Linked DNA regions of Homo sapiens: region 2 is linked to region 1. Evidence: read pairs that join two places in POLR2A ChIA-PET (ENCODE). Cell type or tissue: HCT116. All regions are shown on one strand. Each heading gives the region's core, and the rest is flanking DNA. Links, peaks and the distances in the headings are about the cores only. Region 1 holds the start of PRKACB (protein kinase cAMP-activated catalytic subunit beta). Region 2 overlaps SAMD13 (sterile alpha motif domain containing 13).

The links. Peaks named below come from ENCODE experiments on the same cell type or tissue, not always from the same donor. Only the 100,000 strongest peaks of a DNase experiment are listed, where the experiment ranks them.
Region 2: POLR2A ChIA-PET joins it to region 1 with 5 read pairs; 2 of 35 experiments call an interaction of 5 or more read pairs at or near these places.

The regions. Positions count from the first base shown.
Region 1 is chr1:84,143,955-84,149,341 of GRCh38, forward strand. It overlaps PRKACB (protein kinase cAMP-activated catalytic subunit beta), which reads left to right and starts at 317. Exons shown (of 10, transcript NM_182948.4): 1 at 317-594. The coding sequence starts at 408. RefSeq lists a silencer at 336-385. In HCT116, for the core only: no CTCF peak of the experiment used is centred there; a DNase peak (open chromatin) is centred at 2,647; H3K4me3 peaks cover 2,456 bases; H3K27ac peaks cover 5,000 bases.
Region 2 is chr1:84,346,218-84,351,604 of GRCh38, forward strand. It overlaps SAMD13 (sterile alpha motif domain containing 13), which reads left to right. Exons shown (of 4, transcript NM_001134663.2): 4 at 3,414-4,581. The coding sequence ends at 3,557. Among named protein-coding and RNA genes, the nearest start is that of SAMD13, 47 kb to the left of the region's middle. In HCT116, for the core only: no CTCF peak of the experiment used is centred there; a DNase peak (open chromatin) is centred at 2,264; H3K4me3 peaks cover 1,964 bases; H3K27ac peaks cover 5,000 bases.

The DNA.
Region 1 (5,387 bases), core at 132-5,131:
ATGTTGTGTTTGGAGGACAGCTTGGCCTTCAGTTGTTTGCATAGACTTGTCATACATGTTTAACTAGTTTTCTTTTTAAAGAATGTTTAGCCTACTATATATATAAAGCTTTATATTTAATGCTCTCATTAGCCTATATATTAATATTAAAACACCCAAACATAAAGCCTTTTAGGCAGATATTGCAAGTTTTTAAAATCCTCAACTCTAGCTGAAAAGTGTTTTGCTAAGAAAAGCTCAGTAATGTGCTGTTTTATATTAACAGGAAACAGAACAGCAGTAGTGGTTTGAATACCCTGCAAACAGGAAGTTTGACACATGCATAGCTCTTAGCTTCTGTGTAAGAAGTTGTGAGCTCCTTCTGGAAACATTTGCAGTTACATTAAGTAAAGTGTAAATGCACATGAATGGCAGCTTATAGAGAACCACCTTGTAACCAGTATACAGGTACAACTACAGCTCTTCAGAAATTGGAAGGTTTTGCTAGCCGGTTATTTCATAGACACTCTAAAGGTACTGCACATGATCAGAAAACAGCTCTGGAAAATGACAGCCTTCATTTCTCTGAACATACTGCCTTATGGGACAGATCAAGTAAGTTTTGTTTTTTAAATGATACATTATAACTAGCAACTAAAATGGTAATTGGAGTTTTACAATCAAACATAAAGAACCCTCTTTTGTTTGTTGTTTTCTGATTTTCACAAGGACATTTTGCAAGATGAAGTTGAAAGAATTCCATAAAAACTTGATTATAAGTTGAGCTGAATCATTCAGCTTTCATCATTGTATGGTTTTATTTTTGACTAAGTTCAATATCAGTGACAAGATTTTCTATAAAATTCTTACATCATTTCTAATGTACTTTTTTTTGTTGTTCTTACATAAAAATGAAATACTTAAGTTTCAGAAACAACCATCTGTTTACTTCTTAAAATGTCTTGTATTTATAAGCTTTAAACTTTGAAAGGGGCAACAAGACTCTTGAATTTATAATTACATTTCTATTGTGTTTGCCATGGTTTTATTTTTAAATGCATGTGAGAAAGTTATTTCAGTTTTACAAACAGGAATTTCTAAAATAAAACATAATTATTCTATCTAAATTCTTACACTTATAACATTATGGATATCAAAAACTTTATAATTATATTTTATGTTATTTATACATATGACTCAAATGCAGGAAAAGTTGGTTATGCATGAATCACATTCTTTCAGGCATGTTAAAATGTTTGAACTTGCAGCTTTGCTAAAATGGTGCTGGGGAACCATTTTTGGTGCCATACACTCTAAAAGATAAATTGCACATATAAACAATACTAGTGCCGCCATTCTACATCTCACCTTGGACCCTCCTCAAGGTATTTCTGTGACTCCAATTAGAGGAACAATAGAATTACCCTTGAAACTTTTGCCCTCTTTGGTGTGTTTGTTTGATCATCAAATAGCACTAGCGTTTGACTCTTTCTGTTTATGTATTTGGTAGCAGTTAAGGAAGAAAACTCAGCTTAACAACCACAACAGCAAAATCAAGAATGGCTTACAAAATTTACTCCTAGGTTTATACAGCACCTTGACAGTGTTATAGAAGCTTATTTGAATTAATTTTTTACTAAATCAGAAATTTTTTTACATTCTTCAAACTATTTTTGGGAGATTGAGGAAGAACATGTATTTGTGCATTTTTTCCACTTAAAAGGTTTTGGGTTATTTATAGTCTTTACTGTATAGCAAGTTGATGGATGAGGAATATGAATATATATCTTCAAGTTAATGAACTGTTGAATATTAAAATAGTGGTATAATATTAAACTTTACCATGTAACAAAAGCTTGTTAATTATTGTCCTTGCCCTATTCTTTTAAATTGCAGTCTTTTAAATCCTTTTGGAAATTATTTTTATGCATTTCAAGTATGTTTTAATTTAAAGTTAAATGAGGAATTAAGACAGAATTGAATTAATTTCTGTTTCATTAATACCTGCTCTTCATATAGTGGGTGTTTAGTAAAAGTGTCTCAAATAAATGAATGTTAGGGGTTTTTAATAATTAAAAGTTATGTTTGAACTAGACTTTCACCACTTTTTAAATGTATGGGATCTGTGATGCTTTCTAAAACATATTTTAAAATCTAGTAATGGAAAATAGTATCATGAGCCATGATTTCTATTGGATAAAATGCTGTTTTGTTTTTTTTTTATTGTGAAGTCAAAACAAATAGGATTCTTGTACACAAATAAAATTAGGAGCAAACCATGTAGCGCTGCAAATAATATGCATGATGTAAGAAATACTTAAAGAGTAACTGAATGTTCATTAATTAAGCATTCCTCTACTTGACTCTCCTTTTTATATCCCTGAATACCATAATAGAGATAATAATTTTATGTCTAAGGATGAGTATGGTAGCATGAAGCTATAATTTCCTATTATGAAATGTATTATTGTAGAGGAGAAAACACTGATAGAGCTGAAATAGAGGAATCCGATCATTTCAAAATTCCAAGGTTTATTTTTGTGGTGAAAACACAATTTTTATTTATTTGGCGAATGAGTTATAGAAGGAGTTCTGACTGTACAAAGTTTCATATGAACCACATTCTTCAAAGCTACTTAAAGCAGTTTACTTGCATGACTCATTTGACAAGGGAATGTAATGTCTCCTGATGATAAACACTGAATATGTTTGTTCCTAAAGTGTTTTTATAATGAAATAAACTAAGCATAGAAACTACATCAATTTACAAAAAAAATTCATAAACCTTTGTATAAAGATCAGTTACCAATTTAGGAGACATGAAATGCAGCATGCTTCAATCCAAGTTTCTTTCGTGTCCAGTGACATTATGTATAGGAAGAAACACAGAACAAAGGCCACATAGTGGTCTCAGGTGTTTCATCTTTTACTATTAAACTAAGTAACAGAAATTCCTGTTTGATTAAATAAATATGTAACAGCTAATTGCATGCACATATAAATACATGAAGTTCAAAGAAAAGCATGGAGGAATTCTGCTTTTTGTTCCAACTCAGAATGAATGAGAGCATTGACATGCGTTAAGTTCTCTTTCTAGCAAATTTATTATAGTTAGCTTTTTAATCTTCCTTTGATCATAAATGTGTAGAGTTATACAATGCTGACTTAATGAAGGTCTAACTACAGTATTTTAAGAAGCAAATAGGTCAATACCATCAAATACTTTTTCTTTCCCTTTTCCTATGAATTGACAGGCTATTTCTCTTGTAAATACAAATCCATTTTAGTAAATCTTAGATTTAAATATATTAAACAAATGAGCAGTTTTGATTATGGATGTCCTCTAGCAAAATCATAAAGTGGTTACAGTAGACCACTTCAGTCAGTTTTACCTTTGCAAATTTTATACAATCTCTCAGACAGTTTACCTCCTATTTGTTAGCCCATTGAATCTGTATCATTTTAACTTCTCAGCTAAAAGACTTTCCACCTTTGTCTTTTTATCAGCTTTTTCCACTTGAAACTATTCCATAAGCTTCTTGATAATAGTCAATTTCTACTCATTTGGTAAAACTTTTTTGAGTATTTACTATATCATAGTAAGTAAGCAAGTTTCCAGGAAAAATAAGATCTAGTTCTTACCCCCAAAAAGAAGAGCAAACATAATATAATATTCAAGGCATAATGAAATAGTTGCTTTAAAATGTCTAAGCTTACTGTGGAAGCTAAGTGTAAGAAAAAAGTTGTTACTAAAGAGAAAATGGGGGACTTCAAAAATATTAAAGAATGAATAGAATTTTGAGACCTAGAGAAGAAGGTTATTTTAAGAAAATAACATACACAAGTATTTGAAAATATGAACATTTAGAACTTACTTAAAAGGTTTAGTAAGATACTGTCTAGAAAATTAGGTTCTGGATTTAAACTTTAAAAGTTTTCTATTAGACATCCAGAATTTTGTACTACGCTGTATTAGTGGGGAGCCAATGCAGTTTTTTAAAGTGGAAAATAATATAATGCAACCTTTGTTAAAAGAGCCTAAAGATTTTAACTAGCATAATACAGGATAAGTTAACTTACTTTACTACAGAGAAATGTGTATAGCTACTATACATCTTCCGTTTTTGCTGGGCATTTAATTAGAACTAACGCTTTTGACGTGACAGTCAGCATGGCAATGAATAGTCAGATAATGGATTCCTTTTACAACAGTGCTTGTTCAAGTTGCTGCTTCTGTCTGGAATTCTCTTTCTTCACTTCTACCAGTGGTGAGATTTGCCCATACTTTAGGCATCCTCTCAGGTATCATCTCTGTAACAAAACCACCAATGTATCCTATTCATCTATCCTTCATCCTTCTTAGAGTCTGTGCTCTTCCTTATGTTCTTATATCATCTTATACTTAACTTTTATTGTGGTTTATTTATAGTATTTATATGGTATAGTTTGTATACTATATATATTATAGTTTATAATATTTAAAATGCATTACTATTAATCCTTATGTATCTGTCTCTCATGTTTGATTTTGAACTCCTTGAAGGCAAATAACTTGTCAGTTTATTTCAGTATTACTAGCATAATTTTCAATAAATCTTGAGTTATTTGTTAAATTAACATTAAACATCACTGCAGTATTACACAAATGAGCTTCTTACTAATTTGTGCTATTGTGATCTTTGCAATTTATTTTAAAAGCCCATGGCCATTAACCAAAAGCAGTCAAATGCTGACCTGGCTCTAGTAAATACCAATTTTCAGTGTTACCTGTGTATTTTTATCATGATTTCCAATAAAAATTTAAGTAACAAGCAGACTTTATAGTAAAACTAAAATAGTTGGGATATTAAATGATGTTGAAATCAGGAAATCATTCCATGAGCCATTTAGCAATGCAAGTACTATATCAACTGTACTAACATAACGAGAAGCTTTTACTTGCTTGTGCTTTGCAAAAATAGCCATATGACAGAGTTAGAAGACAGCTTGCTACTCAAAGTGTGGTCCCTGTCCAGCATTATTAGCATCTCCTGGGAGCTTGTTAGGAGGAAGAATCCCAGGTCCCACCTAGACCTACTTAGTCAGAATCAGCATTTTAACAAGATTTCCCAGCTGATTTATATGCACATTAAGGTGTGAGAAGCACTTTTTCCCTAATAACATTTTAATATGATTTCCAAATGTATATCTTCACTGGAGAAAATTTTGAAACTACAGGAAAAAACAAAAAGGTAAAAAAAAGTATACATAATTCTGCCAAAAGGTAATGACTGTTAATTTTTGTATATATACTCTATTTTGTGTATAGACACACAAATTTCTACCAGCTCCAATTTTTTTTTTTTAAACAGAGTCTTACCGTGTCACCCAGGCTGGAGTGCAGTGGTGGGATTTCGACTCGCTGCAGC
Region 2 (5,387 bases), core at 127-5,126, 200 kb after region 1:
CATGCTTAGCTAGTGAGCTATAATATCTATGAATCCTACTCATTTATTTTTAAATCTAGATTCTTGCCCTCATTGGAAATTTAAACCTATCATCTCGGAACTTTACTTCCATGCATGAGTACTTGCTGGAACTTAATAAGTATGTAAACATTGTTTATTGCCCAACGGGAACCTGAAGGTTAATTTTACATAAAGACACAATCAATGTCAAAGTTTTACTGACACTAACAAATGATTATCAGTTAACACACAATTCCCAAGATGTGAAATATCTTTTTGTTTTGGACTTCATCATGATGTACATGCAAAATCTTGGTTTTGTTTTGTTTAGCTGGAATTGGTCACACTCCAATCACTTCATTTATATTAATACACAGACTGGGATCCAGAGGAGTTGTTCCTTACGGAAAGTTACTGATAGAGTCTGCAAGAACCTGTCTTCCAGTTTCCAGTCCCAAGCTCATTGTAGCACAGCATGCTGTTGGTAGAATTTGGATTTCACTTGCATCCCATGGACGTTATGTATCAAATTATTAGCTTTCTTAATCAAGGAACTTTCCTGTGTGTACAATTTTTATGAAACGAATGTTTTATGTAGTCTTTGAACTCTTTAATCTCAGTAAATTTTCTGAGCCTAAATAGGAACATGCCTACATCTTCCTGGCAAAGGGGAGCACACTGGCAGAAAGGAAGCAGAAGGTGGATTTGGAATCAGAACACATCCCATTTCTTTCGAAGCCTATCCATTTCCACTTAGTAGTCATTGAGAACCTCCTACATGTCAGGCACTGTGTGCGGTGCTTTGCATCCAGCATTTCTAATCCCTAAAGTCCTTTACTGGTTTATTTCCATCTTAAGGTGAGGAAATTGAGACTCAGGGCAGTTAAGTCCCCTACCCAGGGTCACATAGCAGTTTGGGGAGACAGGATTCAGATTGCGGTTTGCCTGACTGTAAGCTTCATTTCCATTATTCTCTATTCCACTGTCATTCCTTTGAGCTGCTCTAGTCAGGGTTTAAGAGGAATGTTTGGTTGTATGTATGAATTAACTATATTTATTTCAACATTTCTAAAATGAGGATTTCCAGATGGAGCTTTCTTTTACCAACCCTGGTCTGAGGTGAACTGCAGTGTGTCTACTGAACAAAGGGAAAATCAGATTGGAGCATGAAACATGATTTTTCCATTTTGTCTTAAGTAAAATCCAAATTTCAGCATTTTTCACAGGCATACTTGGCTTTTGACAGAAATGCTGAGTTGTCAAAGGACTTTTTGCCAGCAAAGATTTTTTAAAAATTCACTTTGAGTTAGTCGAGGAAGTTTTCTTGGTGTATAGAAATGAAAGCAGTGTCATCTCTTCCTGATGCCTGTTTAAAACATGTAGTAAGTGAAGTGTGAGCACACAACAGCCGAGGAAAGATGGAGGGTAGGAGGGCTTTACCGTTCAGTAAAACATTCCGAGCCTGTGTGCAAGACACAGCGTGAGCTTTAAGGTTACATCTAATTTGGTCTCTGACCTCACAGTGTCTTCAGCACGGCTACTGTGGTTTCCAGGGGCCAGAGGCTCCTCTCCCAACTCTCAGACATGCAGGTTTCACTAATCAGCAATCTCTAGGATTACTACTTGCCTAAATAAGAAGCAAAGTACTTTAGGATTATTGAGTCAATTCCTGTGTCCTTAAGGAATTTTCTGCTCTTTGTACTATGAATCAGCTGCTTTTTAATGTTATAGTCTCTCACAAATTAATATGAGACATTTTGTGTTCTGGTAGCTGACAGAATAAAGATTTCCCAAACTCAAAACCACCATAGACCAGGTAGAAGTAATTCCTTGTTCTGCTCTGGTTCATATTAGGTGGTTGACAAGTAAAATGAGGACCTGGTCCTGTCGAGAATGATGGAAGGGATAATGACAAGTGATTGTATAACTCATAGCTCAGGGAGCATTTGCAAGAGCGGTTTCTCACAGAATCTTGTCAGAAACCCCGCCAAGGAGGAAAGAGAAGAGAAGGGACTTGCCTAAGGTCACAAAGTGGGTGTTTCTTCAGCCGCCTAGCCTGCTGCTAATTCTCCCACACTCTCAGGAACTCAAAGCACATTTCCTTCCCAGCCTGGCAAGCAAGGCACATGAGAGTTGGAGGAGCCGCCCTGGGGATGGTGTGGGAGGGAGTCCGTTTTACGTAGTTGCAGCTACACACGGTGTCCCCATGTCTGTCGGTCAGTGGAGGAGGTAGGTACAGAAGTATGTGGTTATAACCATGCACAGAAATGTCGTGACTCACCGACCATGCACAGCTGGTTTAACTCTTGAATCCAAGTCACCTAGGAACCAGCTCAGGTTCTTAAGAGACGTAAGGTCCCCATAGCAAACAATAACAAAAATAATGTGGCATTCAGCATTCTTCTCAGTGCTTCCTTTCCAAAAGTTTCAAACCACTTTGTATATTTGGGATCCCCATCTCTTTTGTGAGAAGCCTGTTTTTATTTCACCCCAAAGCTTTGTAGTCTCTCCAGAATACCTGGAGTGCAGTGTACCTGACTCTGTGCCTAAGGGTGCAGGGAATGGACTCTGAGCAGAACAGGGAAGGGATTTTCAGCTGGCAGGGCCCTACCCCTCACTACCTTATTTGGAAGTTTGAGGATCCATTGAGAGGGAGTGTGGTAGGGGAACTTATCTTGGAGAGGTTGATTTTTGGGTTGAGGCAGGATGGTTCCCCCTTTAAAGGGCAGGAAAGTCTCCCAGAGGTTGAGTCATTTTTCTAATGCCCAATGTTGCAATTGTGAGGACTCCAGGAAACCTAAGACTCTAGTCCCCATCGGACCATCTAAAAAACATATATTTAAGTATCAGGAGAAGCAGAGGGGGATTATAAAAAGAACATTGGCTTTGGCTGCAGGTATATGAGAGTTCAAATTCTATGCACCCCTTTCCTAACTTCTTGATCTTAGAGGGTGAACTTCTTGCTTGATCCTTCGCTTGCCTGTAAAATAGAAATGATCATCTCTGCCTGTTCTAATTTACAGAGTTGTTTTAGAAATTAAGTTCATGGAAAATTCTGCATAAACTTTAATAGACTTTATAAATGGAAAGTGTCATTATTCTTTTCAGAAGCAGCATCTTTGATCCTTAAGGGTACATGCAGTAAGCTTGCGATCTGTTTTTTAAGATGTGATGTTTGTGATAGGATCTTGAAAGCAAGATCAGCTATAGATTGTGTTTAATGCCAAAGTATAGCTAAAAGCTGTAAGATAAAAATAGAGGATTGCATTTTTTCCATTTTGGCACTACTACAAATGTAATGTTTTTAGCTTGGGCACAAGTGGTGTGACTTTTACCTCTGAACTTCCTTTTGTCTTCATTATCCTTGAGCTTTTGGACTCACATGTTGGCTTTACCTTCTGCTTCCATTATAGGAAATTGATGGAAAATCCCTGCTATTGATGACAAGAAATGATGTGTTGACAGGACTTCAGTTAAAATTGGGGCCTGCTCTGAAAATCTACGAATATCATGTAAAACCTCTGCAGACAAAGCATTTAAAGAACAACTCTTCATAGTACAGTCAAATTGGGGTCTTCGACCTCAAAAAATACATAATGACATAATTTAGTTTCATGTAATGAAACTTTGTAAACAGAATACATACATGTGTATATGTAAAGAATTTCAATCAAATGAAACGTTATCCTATTGGATAGACTAGGCAATTCATCAGCTCACCTGAAATCAGCCAGGAGGAGCAAGGACAAGATGCGCACAGGGTGGTTTTCCTCATGGATTTTGTCAAATAGATGATCTTTGACACGATTAGACACTCCTCCCCACAAAGGCTTTGAAATCATAAGGATTTTCCTCATCTCTTTATAGCTTTCCCAAAATCTTTTAAAAAAGAATTTAATTAAATGACAGTCTTTTGGTTACAGACTTAGGATGAGTAAAAACAAGAAAATTTGGGGAGGGGGAGAAAGAAGAAAGGGATTGCTGTCTCCCTTGAATTCCTCTGTTCCTTAGAGCTTGTGTTACTTGGACGGAATTGCCAACACCCTTTTTTATAGAGGGTTCTCCACTTGACCTTATTAAGGTTTTATTGGGATATGCTGCAGTGTTTGAAATGAACATGCATCATGGCCCCTTCAGGAGCAGAATCATAGCTCTGAAAAGAGAAGCTCCGTTGTGTACTGAGGATATCCATCCATATTCAGCTAGCTTTCAAATGGGGTAACGATATTTTCTGCATAGATTTTCTTTTAAATTGGTTCTTTGTTTCTGAAGAAAGAATTTTTTTTAACTTCATGGTTTTATTTATAATAATTTGTTTCTGAAGAAATTTGCCGAGAGTTACAGGTCAAAAAGCCTTGTTACTAGTACAGAATATTTTTATATATATTCCTTCATGATGGTGTAATTTTTTTTAATTGTCCTATGCTTTGTTCGGTTCCTGGGTTAAGTACTTGTTTTTAAGAGCTTGGAAAAAGTGGGCTTGCTACATCTCTGTTCAAAGAGACATTTGTTCAATCTCTGTGTGTCAACGCCTTGTTGAATTGGTGCTTTGTGGTTGCAATAAAGCATTGCTTCAGTTTATTGCCAGTGTATCTTTGATCTTTTCTGTTTGGTTGCTTCTTCAGTTGGGATTAAGGATTAAGGTCTCCTGGAAACCAGGGAAAGAAAATTAAGCATTTTTTGGGGAAAAAACTTTAGAGGTAGAAATTATACAAATCTATGTGTGGATTTATCTTCTTTTTAAAGTGAATCATTCGAGTAGATCTCATTTCTTCTCTCATCCCCAATTTTAGGTATTATTTTAGCCAAAGATTTTTTTGTTTGCTGTAGGCCAGTGGGGGTCATGATTTTTTTGAAATTCTAATAATAAAAGCTATTGACTTTCTCTGCAGACAAAAGCTCACATTTCCACATACAAAACTTGCAGAGAGTTGGTGGACTCATAATTTCCCTCTTCCTCCTCCTCAAGTTAAGAGTTCCTATTTTAGAGAATATCATAATTCAGTCCCCTGTGGAGATAATTTCTTGAAAGAACAGAAAGTCTGAAGATGACAGTGAAAAAAAACACAGGAAGTGGTATAGATAGTAGGTGGGTTTAAAAATGCATTCCAAATTAATTCAATTATAGAGCGTACGGAGTATCTGAAATTTAAGTAATGCTTTGTTTTCACTGTAACTGGGAAAAGTGGTTACAAAAGAGACTTTTTTTTAAATCTCCAAGTTCCCACAGTCTACCTAAGACAGAAAACGCAAGTAAAAGGCAAAATATATAGTTAAGTGTTGTGAGGAGTGATGGAGACAAAAGGTGACAACTGCAGCTGCTGGAGACCTGGATAGGAAAGAAGGGATTCCTGGATCAAGCAGAAGGAAGATGGAATGAGGATCTT